2 separate regions of the Mus musculus genome follow, and region 2 is linked to region 1. The links are chromatin contacts, found by POLR2A ChIA-PET in ENCODE. All regions are on one chromosome and are shown on one strand. The core of a region is the stretch at or near the end of the contact, and the rest is flanking DNA. Distances in the headings are between cores, read along the strand shown.

Evidence for each region. ChIA-PET counts read pairs that join two places held with the same protein, here RNA polymerase II (POLR2A).
Region 2: POLR2A ChIA-PET joins it to region 1 with 12 read pairs in Patski. The contact joins the promoter of Acbd6 here to the promoter of Qsox1 in region 1. POLR2A ChIA-PET finds 5 or more read pairs at or near these places in 3 of 5 experiments (Patski and embryonic stem cell).

What each region holds. Positions count from the first base shown.
Region 1 is chr1:155,811,369-155,815,063 of GRCm38, reverse strand. It overlaps Qsox1 (quiescin Q6 sulfhydryl oxidase 1), which reads left to right and starts at 2,165. Exons shown (of 12, transcript NM_001024945.1): 1 at 2,165-2,538. The coding sequence starts at 2,265.
Region 2 is chr1:155,555,897-155,559,797 of GRCm38, reverse strand. It overlaps Acbd6 (acyl-Coenzyme A binding domain containing 6), which reads right to left and starts at 1,678. Exons shown (of 8, transcript NM_028250.3): 1 at 939-1,678. The coding sequence starts at 1,160.

The DNA.
Region 1 (3,695 bases), core at 916-3,415:
AAATTCCTAGGAGACATCTTAAGACAAGGGTGAGGCCCAGGTCCTAGTGGCCTCTAGGGTGGACGGACATGGGACCACGGAAGCCAGTCAGGGGCTGAATCCCAGGGAGGAATGCCTACCACATGAGATGGCTTAGGGTCAGAGAGGAACGAACCTTCCACTTTACTTTGGTGATGTAATTTCCTTACGAGTTTTAAATGTGAGGCACAGAGAACCTAAATAGTTGAAGGAAGCAAAAGACCAGCTGTTGGGCCTCTTCCTGGAATGGTCTTACCTTAGACTGTCATGAAGTCCCCTCCCAAATGCCATTCTGGTGTTTCCTCATAAGAACTTCCTTAAAATTTGAACACCCCATGCCCAACCTTGGGGTTCTCATCTTTCAGCTACCTGGTTTCCACAGAGCTAGAACCCCAATTGTGCCAGGGGTGGTGATGGTAGGTAACACATGCCTTTAATCCCAGCATTTGAGAGGCAGAGGCAGGATTATCTCTGTGAGTTCAAGGCCATTCTGGGCTACACAGTGAGCTCCAGAATAGCCAAAGTTACATAATAGGCCTGCCTCAAAAACAAACAGCCCATATGCCAACAGACTTAAAATTATGCTTCCAACACCTGAGACCCTAAAATGCTGCCTTTCTAGCAACAGGCAGCACTTAGACACATAGCCTGCTCTGACCCTTTCCCAAGGTCTCTCTTTCTAGGAAGCGTGTGCGAGGCTCAGATATGCAAAGAAGGCTGTTAAAATTGTGCCCATAATGGAATACAACAGAGTGGAAACAGGAGGGAAACGAGGAAGGCAGGAACCAGTTACCCTCAAAGCCAACAAACTCTACTGGACATCTTGGGGGAATTCAAGAACTCCAGAAAAAAGAAACTGGTTTTCAGATTATCAGAAAGATCTAGATAAAAGGATAAGAAATTTATATAATAATTTGGTTGTTTTTATTTTTGAGACACTATGTAGCCCAAGTTGGCCTGGCATTCATATTGTTCCATCCCAGCCTACAGAGTATCTGAGGCTTTAGACATGCCCCACCATGCCCTTTGGTTTGTTATTTTTTAAGATTACAAACCTGTATTTGGTCTTCAGCGGTATTACTGACTCGGTCGGTCCCTTCAAATATCAGATGTCCCTGTCCCTGACCACCTCCTATTATAACCATAGCTCCCCTTGATATTTGTCATCAGTCAACCTACATTCACTTGCATACCATCTGTCCCCATTGTAAGTTCCACACCCCTCAGTCTTTTATCACCTCATTCTTAATATCTGGTGCATGACTGGCACAGAGACGTTACTCAGTTTCTTATGAAGGAAAGGAGTAACACACCTTAAGGGCTAGGCCAAGGGGTCACAGAGAGGGCTAACTAATCCAGAGATACAAAAGAAAAAGGCCAGTGTGACAATTCTGAGGATGACCTATTCACTTCAAGATATCTCACAAGGCACCCGAGGTACAAAAGGTGGCCATAGGAAAATTCACTATCACTTTCTTACTTGTGGACACAAGCTTAGTTGATCCGGATACTTGAGAGAACATAGGAGCATGAGGCTGAGTAGGCTGAGGGCAATATAGCATCTGAGCTGTGGGGAGGGAGTCCAACCTGAAGGAATCAACCCAACAAAGGGTGGAGGGATGTCAATGCCAAAGAAACCTTGACTCCAAGGCAGCAGAGCCCAGCCAACTGTGGGAGAGGGCGTCCTGTCCCCTCGTAGGAAGCCCTCCAGCAATAGCTCCCTAGACGGTGGGGCCTCCGGAGGCGTGCGTGCTTCTGGCTCCTGTGGGCCTTGACAATCACAATGTCCTACCTCCTGGCTCTTTTCTCCCACCTACTTCGAATTCCCAATGTGAAAACTGCGAGAAGGAGCCCCCTGGAACTTTCCAGGAACAAGATAAATCTGTAACGACTATGCCAACGGACTCCGCTTCCGTAGGATACGGGGGCCGAGAGCGGCCAAACGTTGCCCCGGCCCCCTCAACGACCTCGAGTGCGGCCTGAGGTCCCGGGCGGCACTCGTTTCCGGACCCAGCTCGGAGGTCTGGCTCGCCGGGGGATGGGAACCGCGGAGCGCCCACCAGCACCGGGACCCCGGCTCTGGCAGCTCACACGCTCGCAGGGGCGGTCCCGGGAGTCGGCCCCGCCTCGGGGCGGAGCCTCTTAGCTCCTCCTCCTCCTCCGGGGCGGAGGCTGTTGGTGCGCGGCAGGCTCCGGATACTGACTAGTCACAAACTTGAAGGAGGTGGACATTCAAGCCGCCTAGGATGAGGAGGTGCGGCCGCCTCTCGGGGCCGCCATCGCTGCTGCTACTACTGCTGCTGCTCTCGCCTCTGCTCTTCTCGGGGCCCGGCGCTTACGCGGCCCGGCTCTCAGTGCTCTACTCGTCCTCTGACCCGCTGACGCTGCTGGATGCTGATTCGGTGCGTCCCACTGTGCTCGGCTCCAGCAGCGCCTGGGCGGTGGAGTTCTTCGCCTCCTGGTGTGGCCACTGCATCGCCTTCGCCCCGACGTGGAAGGAGCTTGCTAACGACGTGAAAGGTGAGAAGTGGAGGCCTTCCCCGACCCACCGGCAGGTCCTGCCAACCGTCCCGCTAGCTCGTCCCCTCCCTCGCGGCTTCCTTGGTCCATCGCAGTCCCTCCCCTCCCCCAATCCATAGCCTTTAAGTTCTCCCTGGCCGCGTCCCCTCAGTCCTCTGCTCCTGCGTCTTCCTCTGACAAGTCTTTGTCTCTATCCTTCGAGAGGGTTTTCTTGTTCCCTGTGCTCTTCTCTGAGCCTTTCTCCAATCCAGCTTTGTAGCAGCCTCCTTCCTCATCCAGGGATCCCTTCTTGCCAACTTCCCTAGTAGTCGAGGTGGAACAGTGCTGGATAGAGAGTTGGCATTCATTCTACCGCCCCCACCACTTTTCTCCACCCCCCGTGGCAAGTTACATAGTTGGTATACACATTTCCTTTCTCATCCTTACCTATGAGGTAGATGTCTGTCTTCATCGGGTGGTTTTCCTCTTTGCCTGTCCAGTCCAGGCTTCTCTTGACCTGCTACCTCTAGCACCTTAGCTTCCAGGCCACATTCTTATTTCTCTTCTCCTTGGGTCTGGACTCGCTTAGACCTTAGCCTTTAAGCCCATGAGACTAAACTATATGTATGCCTGTGGTGTGTGATTGGCCCGTGCTCCATGCTCCAGTCACTGGTCTGGCTATTCCTCCATTCTAAAATGCCAATTACGGGACCCACTCTTCATTTAATTACAGCCTAAGGGGTAGCAGGATAAGAAAACCACCAAACGTATAGGGATTTTTAAAGTGTGCTGTATTATAGGAATGTTAAAATATTGAAAAATTAAGACTTGCAGATGAGGGAACATAATAATGGTAATTATTATAGACCAAGTGCTTAAATAGTAGACTCTGTACTGTGGACACGACAGAATTTCCTCTCTACAGCTTAAAGATTCCCTGCTATACACACATCTTTCTAACTCAAGTCAAGGGTGCTGGGGGTGGGTAAGGGGAGGGGTGGGGAGCAGGAGTGGCATGGTTGTGGGGACTGGTTCCTGACTTTGTCACTTCTCTGATGAGTGTGTTTCCTAGTTTGTGGTGCCAGGCAGGGGACTAGCAGAGCTCTTAACCCGAAGTAATAGTTGGATGAGAAAACTGTGTCTTAGTTAGGGCCAGGCGTTCTAGAGACAGGAAAACT
Region 2 (3,901 bases), core at 429-2,928, 250 kb after region 1:
TAAAAGAGACTACTATCCAGAACGTCATTTCTTTCAAAGTTCCAAAGAGCTGGGGTTTTCCTATTTTCCTAATCATCGATTTTCTTTTCACATTTGCATCTAGATTCCTTAACTAATCCTGTAAGCTTCTTAAAGGCAGTGTCATGATGTTCTTTCATCTTTGCATTCTCTATAGACAGAACACCCAGTGTTCTGCTGAACTGTATCTGTCCACTGAAGGAAGGCAATAGTCTTTCCTTCTGGTACCTAACCTTGAAAGATAAATTAGTCTTATGTTTATAACTCAAACCTGTCCTTACTTTATCGGGTAAAATTCAGTTTTAGAGACAAAAACTACACTTTAATTCTGATATATCCATGTAACTTTCTAAACTGCCTACTCCCCTGGGTTTTCTATTTGGAAATGAAAGTGATTCAGGAAGCTGAGTGGAGAGTTAGTTCATCACCAGACCTCCATGTTACCTGCATGGAGCCCTTAATTTTAAAAATGTGGAGGGACTATATCTAGCAGGACCAAATTCAGCCAAAAACATAACAACTATATTTAGAGTTCCTAAGAATCATAATAGTAATATTGTTAGCATCTTATACACAGTAATGTTCTCTTAAATTTCAAACTTATTATTAACATTACCATGTTTCCTATCACATGTCCTTCTGGCAACAGCGAATGCCAAATTTTATTTTATCATCCTCATTTTGTAAAGGTTCAGAGGCAAGGCCACTGAAACATTGTCATTCAGTGCCCGGCTACATAAATATTCGTTGGATATCAGAGAGATTATTCCATGTCCAGAATGATGCTATTCTCCAGGGTAAAAAACAAAAACAACAAACACACACATACAAACTTCATTACGCTCGACCATTAGCCACGCAATCTGCTACTAAGTTTTTGGAGGAAACAGCCCACGTCCTCTCATCCACCCATCTTTTACCTGCTTGAACCTGGCATACAGGTACAGGAGCTGCTCCCGGCTGGCTACCTGAACCAGGCCTTGGACGTGTGCGGCAGCCTTCTCAAACAGCTCGGCCAAACTCCGGGTCCCCTCGGCCTCGGGGGTCTGGAAGGATTCCATATCACCAGAGTCGTCCCCGGAGCTCAGTTCCCCACCGCTGTCGCCTGTGGTGGCCCCCGAGGGTAGGAACGGTGTGGCCATGTTCACTAGCTCGCTGTGGCCGGTCCTCCCCGGTGTGGCGCGGGTTCCCGGGCCTGATCCACCGGTCCGGGTGCGGAGCTCGAGCGGGAGTGGGAACGCAGTGAGCTGTCTGGCGGTCTCAGGTGATTCTGCCACTCCGCCTACCCGGGCGCACAGGACCGCCCCGTCCTCCCCCGGTTTCCCCTCGGGCTTCGCCCGGGTCGCTCCAACGGTGCGGGGTCTGGAGGCCGCTCGGCTGGAAGATGAGGGGAAGCCGGCGGCGCGGCGCGTGCGGCTGGGACGGGAGCTGGGAGGTGAAGCGGGGCGCGAGCTCGGCGGGTCGGACGCGCACCCGGGCACGCGCCGGTGGATACGGGGCCCCGCCTGCTCCGCTAGCGTGGGTTGCGGCGGCCGCGGTGCGGGATGGAGATACGGGCCTCGGTGACAGACAGGGGACGTCGCTCGTGGTTTTGGGGGGGACTTCGGAGTCACAAACTCCGGAACTCACCCGGATAGGGCCCCCAGGGGAAAGGGAAGGAGGCGGTCCATTAGTGTAGCTGCTAGAGTAGAGTCGCGGGAAACAGAGAGCTGAGGACAAAGGTTCCGCCGTTTCCTAACCACCCACTCTGACTTAAAATAGCGAGTCACCAACAGATGGAAACCTTCCTTCACTGCCCCACCGTGTGTCTAAATGGTTAGATGACTCTCTCCCATCAGTGTTTTGTTTTCCAAACTTGCTGCCCCCTCATTTCCCAGCGCTTTGAGAGAAGGCATCACCAGGCCCCCAAACCTGCATCATCTCATCTCAGTTGTGCCTCACCAGGCCCCCAAACCTGCATCGTCTCATCTCAGTTGTGCCTGTGCTTCTTGAAGTGAAACCCAGTTCTATAGCTCTGCCGGAAAGGAACAGATCTTTCCACGTCCAGCACACTGTCAAAAAGAAAAAGTGTATGCATACACAAAGTTCATTACGTCTACACGCAGACCGTGTACATTTGCTATCAGTTTTTACGAAAAGCACGTTTTGGTACTCTCTCCTGCAGGAATTTGAGAACCCCAATGTGGAATGTCGCTTGAAGAAACTGCTCTCAGTTTTTGGGGTGTCTCACATCAACTGTGTGTGTGTGTGTGTGTGTGTGTGTGTGTGTGTGTGTGTGTGTGTGTGTGTGTGTGTTGTTACTAGTAGTACTAGTAGTGGTGCTAGTAGTAGTAGTAGCTTTCACCAACCCAAAAGCTAAGAATGTCGTCAACTATCTTCTTGGGCCTGTAGGAAAGTTTTCCCCGTCTCAGTGTTACTGCTTCTCTGTGTACCCGCCAATGTATTTTTAGTTTGCTTTGATTTATGACTTTCTTTGTTCTGTAAAACTATGAAACTGTTTCCACATTGGAACTTGGAATTTGGGGTAACCTAAATTTGTAGTCACTCGAAGTGACTCCAGAATAAACTATTATTTATCTTTAAGATGAGTGTGGTGATTTGAGTAAGAGTGGCCCCAATAGGCTCATATACTCGAACGCGTGGTTATCGGGAAGTGGTACTACTTGTGAAAGATTAGGAGATAGGGCCTTGTTGGAGGAAGTGTGTCAATGAGCTTTCAAAAGCTCAACCCAAACCCAGTGGCTCACTCTTCCTGCTCCCTGTAGATCTGAGATGTACACCTCTCAGCTGCCTCTCCAGCACCACGTCTGCCTTCGTGCTGCCATACTTCCACCATGATGAAAATGGACTAACCCGCTGAAACTGTAAGCCAGCCCCAATTAAATGCTTTCTTTAATAAGAGTTGTGGTCATGATGTCTCTTCACAGCAATAGAAACCCTAACTAAGATAATGAGGGATGTGATTTTGGTATCAGCAGTGGCTAGTATGTTCTAAATATGGTAGAGACACACACTCATGTGTAGTCATTTATCACTAGTAGCTTAAAACTAATAAAAACACTAATAAACATAAGGCTAATAACAAAGAACTACAAAGAATGGTTATTGATTGACCATTTAGGATTAAACTTTCAACAGAACTTTGAACAGGATAAGTGAACAATGAGAAACAGGAAGAAGTTAAATGGCTTGGGTCTGACTTTCACGAACATTCTTTGAGAATAGAGAATGTTTCCACTATTAGTCCCTCCACAAAAGGAAAAACAAGGACAAATGCACACCTTATAACATGCATAGTGGTTTGAATAAAACTGGCCCCCATAGGCCGGTAGAGAATGGCACTATTACGAGGTGTGGCCTTGTTGAAGTGGGTGTGGCCTTGGGTGGGTGTGGCCTTGTTGGAGGACATATGTCATGGGGTGGGGGAGTGGGAGAGTTGTGGGGTAAGGGGTGGGCTTTGAGGTTTCAGAAGTTCAAGCCAGGTCTAGAGACTCACTGTTCTCTTCCTGATGCCTGTGGACCCAGATGTAGAACTCTCAGCTACTTCTTCAGTACCATGTCTGCCTGCGTGCCACCATGCTTCCCACCATGATGATAATGAACTAACCTGTAAGCCAGCTCCAATGAAATATTTTCCTTTATAAGAGTTGCCATGATCATAGTGTGTCTTCACTAAGACAATGTGATAACTGGAAGAAATAGGTCAGCAGAGTAGATTAAAAGGATACACTTAGTTCTACCTTAAGATGGAGAGCAGACTTTATTGATCTGATGTTGGTGCCCCAAATCTGAGGAGACAGGAGACTGCCGTGCAGGGTCTGGGATCCAGCTTTTGGAATGGAGAATTGAGGGGTGGAGGAGTTCACCAGGGTGGGAGAGAAGC